Linked DNA regions of Homo sapiens: region 1 is linked to region 2. Evidence: chromatin loops called from intact Hi-C (ENCODE). Cell type or tissue: HepG2. All regions are shown on one strand. Links, peaks and the distances in the headings refer to the core of each region. The heading gives the core; the rest is flanking DNA.

Evidence for each region. Peaks named below come from ENCODE experiments on the same cell type or tissue, not always from the same donor. Only the 100,000 strongest peaks of a DNase experiment are listed, where the experiment ranks them.
Region 1: it touches region 2 in a loop (8-fold over the local background); 3 of 110 quality-filtered maps call a loop at or near these places.

What each region holds. Positions count from the first base shown.
Region 1 is chr3:128,948,266-128,952,654 of GRCh38, forward strand. All of the region lies in intron 9 of CFAP92 (cilia and flagella associated protein 92 (putative)), which reads right to left. Among named protein-coding and RNA genes, the nearest start is that of CFAP92, 44 kb to the right of the region's middle. In HepG2, for the core only: a CTCF peak has its summit at 2,529; a DNase peak (open chromatin) is centred at 2,516.
Region 2 is chr3:128,679,056-128,683,444 of GRCh38, forward strand. No RefSeq gene overlaps it. Among named protein-coding and RNA genes, the nearest start is that of RPN1, 30 kb to the left of the region's middle. RefSeq lists enhancers at 1,465-2,157, 1,632-1,761, 1,872-2,041 and a silencer at 2,102-2,321. In HepG2, for the core only: CTCF peaks have their summits at 1,813 (motif pointing right) and 2,106 (motif pointing right); a DNase peak (open chromatin) is centred at 1,646; H3K4me3 peaks cover 987 bases.

The DNA.
Region 1 (4,389 bases), core at 88-4,087, 270 kb after region 2:
TCACTGCAGCCCCAACCTCCCTGGGCTCAGCTGATCCTCCCACCTCAGCTTCCCTAGTAGCTGGGACTACAGGTGTGTGCTACCATGCCCCACTAATTTTTCTTTTCTTTCCTTTTTTTTTTTTTTTTTTTTTTTTTTTGTAGAGACAGAGTTTTACCATGTTGCCCAGGCTGGTCTTGAACTCCTGAGCTCAAGTGATCCTCCTGCCTCAGCCTCCCAAATTGCCAGGATAACAGGCGTGAGCCACCGTGCCCATCCCGGAATTTTTTTTTTTTTTTCCCTGAGACAGGCTCTCGCTCCATTGCCCAGGCTAGAGTACAGTGGCTCAATCTCAGCTCACTGCAACCACCACCTCCCCAGTTCAAGCAATTCTCCTGCCTCAGCCTCCTGAGTAGCTGGGATTACAGGCACGCGCCACCAGGCCTGGCTAATTTTTGTGTTTTTAGAAGAGATGGGGTTTCACCATGTTGGCCAGGCTGGTCTTGAACTCCTGACCTCAAGTGATCCGCCCGCCTTAGCCTCCCAAAGTGTTGGGATTACAGGCGTGAGCCACCGTGCCCAGCCTAGAATATATATTTTTTAAAACTCCCAAAACTCAGCAGTAAGACAGTAAACAACCCAACTGAAAAATGAGCAAAAATTTGAGCAGAAATTTCACCAAATGGGATGTAAAATGGCAAATAAACACATCAAAAGATGCTCAACATCATTATCCGTCAGGGAACTACAAATTAAAACCATGATATGATAACAATACAAACTTCTTAGACTGGCTAAACTTAAAATACTGACAATACCACATTCTGGAGAGGGTAGGGAGCAACTAGAACCCTTGTTCACTGCTGATGAGAATGCAGAGTGATCAGCCGCACTGGAAAATGGTGGGCAGTTTTTCATAGTCAGGCATATACTTAACATATAGCCTAGCAATTTCATTTGTTGGCATTTACCCTAAAGAACTGAAAACTTATGTTCCTATAAAAACATGTGTACACTGTTTTTAAGCAGCTCTATTCATAATTACCAAAAACTAGAAGCAACCTAAATGTCCTTTGATGAGTGCACGAACAAACTGTGGTACACCCTTGTGATGGAATACTGCTCAGCAATGAAAAGGAAAGAACTACCGATAGATGCGGCCACTTGAATGAATCTGAAAGGCATTACCTTGAGTGGAGAGGCCATGCACATTGTTATCTGCTGAATCAAAGGTTACAGCTGCATGATGCTGCAAAACACAGAGCCCCATTTACATGACATTCTTCCAGAGTTAAAACTATAGTCATAAAGAACACATCAGTGGCTGTCAGAGGTTATGTGTGTGAAGCAAAAGTGATTATGAAGGGCGAGTACAAAGGAGGGGTTTGGGGTAACAGAACTGTATCCTAACTGTAGTGGTGATAATATTGATCTATACGTGATTTTATTTTATTTTTCTGAGACAGAGTTTCTCTCTCATAGCCCAGGCTGGAGTGCAATGGCGCGATCTTGGCTCACGGCAACCTCTGCCTCCCAGGCTCAAGCAATTCTCCTGCTTCAGCCTCCTGAGGAGCTGGGATCACAGGCACGTGCCACCACGCTCAGCTGATTTTTGTGTTTTTAGTAGAGACAGGGTTTCCCCCATGTTGGCCAGGCTGGTCTGAAACTCCTGACCTGAAATGATCCACCTGCCTCAGCCTCCCAAAATGCTGGGATTACAGGTGTTAGCCACTGCACCTGGCCTGATCTATACATAATTTTAAATTTATAGACCTATAAACCAAAAGATAAACATCAATTTTACTGTAGAAAAATTTGTTTTTTAAAAAAAATAACAGAGGGTCTCTGGAATAGGGGATAGTTGAGGGCATCTGTGCCGTTCCCAAATAGGGAGATTAGGTGACCAAATGCTCACTGCTTAGTGCAAATTCCCAGCTCCTTTCTGTCTGTGGGCATTCAGAATGCAGCAGGCTAGACCCTGACCCCCCAGGCAGGGAACTAGGAAAGCCCTGTAGAACCCAGGGGTTCCCACCAACGCCCCACTCAGATCACCCGATGGTGAAGCTCAGAGCTGAGAAGCCCACCGTGCACCCAAAGCTCGCCTTTTAGGTCTGTGCTCTCTCAGCCATGAGCAGTGGGCCAGGGGATTAACAGACAGTGGAGGAAAACGTCTGACCTGGAAGGTGGAGTGAAACAAACAGGAAGATCAACCTAAAGGAAGCGGACTACACACGTGACGACAGTGCCCATGAAGCAAGCTGGAAGTGCTGTGTCCCAGGCCCCCGACACCCTCAAGTTCAGTGATTCGCTAGGAGAACTCACAGAACTCAGCATGGGTGCAGCGCACTTGTGTCTGTGATTTATTACAGCAAAAGAGACAAAGCAAACAACAAAGGGGGCAGGCACAAGCTGCTGAAGTCCTCTCCCAGGGGATACACACAGGGGGTGCTCAACTCCTCCCTGATGCAGTGCAGCAACGTGTGAAATGCTGTCCACTGGGGAAGCCCATGAGGGACTCACTGCCTAGGGCTTTTGCTGAGGCCTGGTCACATAGCACCCCCTGCCTAGCATGTATGAAAATCTCAGCCTCCCAAAGGGAAAGCAGGCATTCAGCACAAACGATACTGTTTGCAAAAGCCATTTAGGCACAGTGAGCCATTCTTAACGGGGAGTGCGGGGAACCCTCTCAAAATGCAAGTTCCCATATACCAGCCTGGGTCAACTCTGCAAACAGGACTTTTTAAGGACGGTAGTCTCAGGCCCACTCTGTTCACTCTTTTCTGAACATTTCCTAGAAAAAGGATCAATTAGGAGAGAAAGAACAATAAAAACAAGTAGAAGATAGCTGGGTGTGGTGCCAGGCACCTGTAATTCCAGCTGTTCAGGAAGCTGAGGCAGGAGAATTGCTTGAATCTGGGAGGCAGAGGTTGCAGTGAGCTGAGATCGTGCCACTGCACTCCAGCCTGGGTGACAGAGCGAGACTCCATCTCAGAAAAAAAAAAAAGGAAAGCCCAGGAGAGTCAGCATCTAGCTAACAGAGTCCCAAAAAGAAAGGGGGAAAAAAATGAAGAAATAATCAGTGAAATAATTTAAGACAATTTCCCGGTGCTGAAGGATGTGGGCTTCTAGGTTGAAATGGCCCACTGAATCCCCAGCTTCACGGGTAAAAATACACTTACAGAGTTCCTGTTCTGGATCAAGATGGAATAGACACACTTCTAGTTCTACTAAGTACAGCTTTAAAACTCTGCAGGTTGTATATATAAAAAAAAAATACAAAGACTTTGAAAAGTACAGAAAAGGTGTTTAGGGAACATGGGATCCTGGGTCTTCTATTTGCCTCATATATTCCGGACTGAGTGCTGGAGAAGGCAGTATCCAGAAATACCAGTGAGAGTAGGCAGAAAGGACCCCAAGAAAAGTCTGCTTTCTCCATATCAAAGACGAAGAAAGGGACAACTCAGCAGAACAGCAAACTTTTAGGCAAATAACCTCCCTACCCCAGACACACACCATGGAAAAAATCATGCCCCACCCCAGAAACAAAGGCTACATGGGAAGCCTGGACTTCTACCCTCACTGACTTTAACTTGGTGCTCCTTACCTCACTGGGGTAGTGTCAGAAAAGACCTGGTGGGGAGCCAGGACTTTCCCCAACCCTCAATGGAAATGAAGCCTCCCATCATGTATCAGTGAAGTCCACAAGAGCAGTAACAAGATATCCCTACCCACAGGGTACAGTGGCCAAGTGGGGAACCTGGAGTCTCACCTGGCAGTATTGAGATGGTAACTCTCTCATCTCCCCCTCCACAGGCCTGCTACACATGCAGTTTGGTGTTGGAGAAGGCCTGCTACACATACAATTTTTTTCTTTCTTTTCTTCTTCTTCTTCTTTTTTTTTTTTTTGAGAGACAGGGTCTCTGTCATCCAGGCTGGAGTGCAGTGGTGCAATCATAGCTCACTGCAGCCTCAGCCTCCTGGGTTCAAGCCATCCTCCCACCCCGGCCTCTTGAATAGCTGGGCTACAGGTGTATGCCACCACATCTAGCTAATTAAAATAAAAATTAAGAAGGGATCACACTGTGTTGCCCAGGCTGGTCTTAAACTCCTGGGCTCAAGTGATTCTCCAGCACCCAGCTTAAACGTAAGATTCAAATAAGATACAGTCTCATAATGTAATACTCAATATATCCAAGATAGAATTTTTAAAAAATCACCTGTCATACCAGAAAAATCAACTTGAATGGGAAAAACCAATGAACAGACACCAACACTGAGATGATACAGATCTTGGAATTATCTGAAAAGGAATCTGAAGCAGTAATGAACATGCTTGAAACAAATGAAAAAATTAGTTGCTCAGCAAAGAAACAGGAGATATAAAGAATAAACAAGGTGTGGTGGTGCATG
Region 2 (4,389 bases), core at 215-4,214:
CGACCCATTTTTTCTTTTTTCTTTTTTCTTTTTTTGTATTTTTAGTAGAGATGGGGTTTCACCATGTTGGCCAGGCTGGCCTAGAACTTCTGACCTCAATTGATTCTCCCATCTTGCCCTCCCAAAGTGCTGGGATTACAGGTGTGAGCCACTGCACCTGCCCAAGAGCTTTGTTTCTATCCTTTCTAGTCCATTCCCTCATAATTTCTGAGCCCCAATCCTTCCCTTCTTCCAACCCTCTTCTCTTTGTTTTCCTACTAGGCCTGCCTTTGCGAAGTCCCACTGTAGATCATAAGGAGGCTGCAAGAACTGATGAGTGGTCCATTTCCTTGCAACCTCTAGAAGCCGGAATATACTTCAGGCAGGGCCTTGTTACCAGAGACAATGTGTAGCAGTTAAGGCCAGAGCCTTCCACTCCACACCACCCAGGAATTGCTATGGCTGTTCTGTGACCTTGGCCAAGTTACTTCTGCTTTCTTCACTGTCCTTATTTGTCAAATGGGAATGCTAGTACTAATCACCTCACAGAGTTGTAGTAAAAACTGCAGGCTGGTGTAGTGGCTCACATCTGTAATACCAGCACTAAGGGAGGCAGAGGTGCGAAGATAGCCTGAGGCCAGGAGTTGGAGACCAGCCTGGCTAATACAGAGAGAACCCCATCTACACACATGCACCTGTGACTGTAAAGACTACGTGACTGTTGCTACTACATTATTATTATTATTAACAGAGGACACTATTAAGAATCCAGCATTGTAATCTGAATACTCATTTTAATCCTTCCAACGATCCCCCAGATCGTTGTCTCATTTCACGAAAGAAAAGGAGCCTCTAATCCCATCCCTACCAGGGTTTGGCAAAGTGGGCAAGTGAGAGGCTCAACCATGAGCTTCAGTTCCTCCTCTGTAAATGGTAACAATGGCACTGTCACAAAGAGGACCAAGTGAGACCACAGGAGGCCCGTGTGTGTGCGTGTGTGTGTGTATGTGCCAGAGACAGAAAGAGAGAGAGAGACAAAGTTTCACTCTTGCTGCCCAGGCTGGAGTGCAATGGTGCAATCTCAGCTCACCGCAACCTCCACCTCCTGGGTTCAAGCAATTCTCCTGCCTCAGCCTCCTGAGTAGCTGGGATTACAGGCATGCGCCATCATGCCCAGCTAATTTTGTATTTTTAGTAGAGATGGGTGAGTTCTCCATGTTGATGAAGCTGGTCTCGAACTCCCGACCTCAGATGATCCGCCTGCCTCGGCCTCCCAAAGTACTGGGATTACAGGTGTAAGCCACCCAGCCCGGGCTTTTTTTTGGGGGGGGACGAGTGTCCCTCTGTTGCACAGGCTGGAGTGAAGTGGCACGATCTCGGCTCACTGCAACCTCTGCCTCCTGGGTTCAAGCAATTCTCCTGCCTCAGGCTTCCAAGTAGCTGGGACTACAGACGCCACCACGCTGGCTAATTTTTGTATTTTTAGTAGAGACGGGGTTTCGCCATGTTGGCCAGGCTGGTCTCGAACCCCTGACCTCGTGGTCCGCCCGCCTCGGCCTCCCAAAGTGCTGGGATTACATGCTTGAGCCACCCCGCCGGCCGGCCGTTCTTAAACGCACGACTACTTCCCTAGCTTTCCAGCACCAAATCCAGCGGCCCCACCCGGCCACGCCCCCACGCCAGGCCATGACCCCCATATGGCTCACTGCGCAAGCTCACACCCAGTCCCAGGAAGCGAGCCCCACGTCGCCCCAGCTCTGCATTCACAGCCGCCAAGCGGTCCCGGAAGCCGAATGCCGGATAGGTCAAAGACAGCGCCGCTGCTCCGGCACTGCCGCCAGAGGGCGCGGAGTCGCCGTGTTGGCCTGCACCTCCCTTGTCACGTCAGCCGAACGGCTACGGCAATGGAGGATTTTGCCGTATGCGACGACAGGATGACTGCTTCCCCTGAAGCTTCACCAAACACGGAGAGGCTTTCCTGTCCCTGGGAGACGCGGTGATGTGACGCAGCGGTTGCAGCGAAGGTTTCTTGTAAAAGATGGCCGCTGCGGAGTTGCTAGGTGTCTCCTGGCAGGCGGCGGCCGCACCACAAGATGGCGGCCCGCCCCAGGGTCCCACACGCGGGGCTGCGGAGGCGGCGGCCCCGAGGGTCCCCGCCCCTTGCTGGCCCTGTCCCCGCGTGCGGGGCTGCGACCTGCCTTTGTGTGCGGGTGGAAGTGCGGGCCGCCTTGGGGCCGAGTTGCAACTTCGCGACACTCCACTGGAGTGCGATGAGACGATGAGATGTTACCTCCTAACACTTCGGGAGGTGGGCAGCATGGCAATTCCTAGTAACCTCAACGCGATTCACTCAGACTTCCTTTTTCCCATCCTGAGCCGCAAAACCAGGAACTGGTGAAATAAATCAGGCCATCTTTCAGAGGAATGGCCTGCCACCGTTAAAAAGAGCAAAGCTGCAGTTTATGTACTAATGTGGAACCAGCTCTGAGATAAATTAAGTGAAAGAAAGCAAAGCACAGGAAAATGTGTATAGATATGCCTTTGTGTTTTTAAACAAGAAGACCCACATAAATGAAGATATGAATGTGTAAGCATAGTATAGCGGTAATGGTAATAGCGATCGCCCAGCCTAAGGAAGGGAATGGAGAGATACGGAACAAGGATGGGAGGAGACAGTTTTCATCTAAGACCGTTGGGTTTTCTGAGCTTTGTACCATGGACAGGTGTTAATTTTAAATTTTTTGTAAATATTTAAATTATGGCTTAAAGACAAGTTCTTTTGTAAGGGTATAAGGGCAGACTAGCACATAGAAAAAAAAAGACTTTTTTAACCTGGAACCAAGACATTTGATAAACATTCATGAAACTCAATTTTCAAGGATAAAAATTTCAAGGTCAATACTGTAGTACTTACAGCAAAGAATGCCAATCATTGTGACAGCCTGAGCCCTCTTGAAAGCTAGTTTTTGTTGGCGGGGGGTCAGAAAATTTGGCCTGGGAAGCAGGAGGCACTCGACCTATTTGCTGATGCTGAATGCCTTTCTACTGTAAGCATACATAGTCTCAATGGCTTCTTCTGATTTTGGTATATCTTAGGCTTTTCGGGTTAATATCGAAAACAGTGGCAACATTGAGAGTTTGAGCCAAGTTCTGCCTTAGAATCATCCAGAAAGGTGTTTCCACTGCCTGAAAAATAAGTAGTAGCAGTTTCAGAATTGGCATTGAGTTTGGAAATCGCCTATTTGAACTTGAAAGAAGTGTTAGTCCTCCATCCTAAAGCAACAACCATACTGAGCCTTTACTAGTGTGCCAGGCACTGGAGAAGAGGGTATTCTTTTTTTTTTTTTTTTTTTTTTTTTCCTGAGACGGAGTTTCACTCTTGTTGCCCAGGCTGGAGTGCAATGGTGCGATCTCGGCTCACTGCAACGTCTGTCTCCTGGGTTCAAGTGATTCTCCTGCTTCAACCTCCCAAGTATCTGGGATTACAGGTGCATGCCACCACACCCAGCTAATTTTTTTTTTTTTGAGATGGAGTCTTGCTCTGTTGCCCAGGCTGGAGTGTAGTGGCATAATCATGGCTCACTGCAACCTCCATCTCCCAGGTTCAAGCGATTCTTCTGCCTCAGCCTCCCTAGTAGCTAGGACTACAGGCACGTGCCACCACGCCCAGCTAATTTTTGTATTTTTAGGGAGATGGGGTCTCATCATATTGGCCAGGCTGGTCTCGAACTCCTGACCTCGTGATCCGCCCACCTCGGCCTCCCAAAGTGCTGGGATTACAGGCGTGAGCCACTGCACCTGGCCACACCCCGCTAATTTTTGTATTTTATTTATTTATTTATTTTGAGATAGAGTTTTGCTCTTGTTGCTCAGGCTGGAGTGCAATGGCACGATCTCGGCTCACTACAACCTCTGCCTCCCAGGTTCAAGCGATTCTCTTGCCACACCTTCTCGAGTAGCTGGGATTACAGGCGTGTGCCACCATGCCTGGCTAATTTTGTATTTTTAGTAGAGACGCGGTTTCGCCACGTTGGCCAGGCTGGTCTGGAATTCCTGATCTCAGGTGATCCGCCCCCCTCGGCCTCCCCAAGTGCTGGGATTACAGGTGTGAGCCACTTCGCCAGGCCAAGAGGGCATTCTTACATGGGATAATTACACATAGCACTCTGGGTTGTTGAAGGCATTAAATATGCTAATAAAAGTTTAGCCAAGTTACCTACCTGTACTAAATGCTCAGTAAATATTAGCTATAATTGTTTCAGGGAATCCCTCAGTTGCTTGATAAAGTACATTTTTGCCTCTGAGACTTTTTGAGGACTTAAAAATATGCTAGTTCTGTAGAGCTCTTACTATTTTCATCATCTTAGAGGCCACGTGGAAAGAATTTAGATTCTTATTGTGGAGCCTACA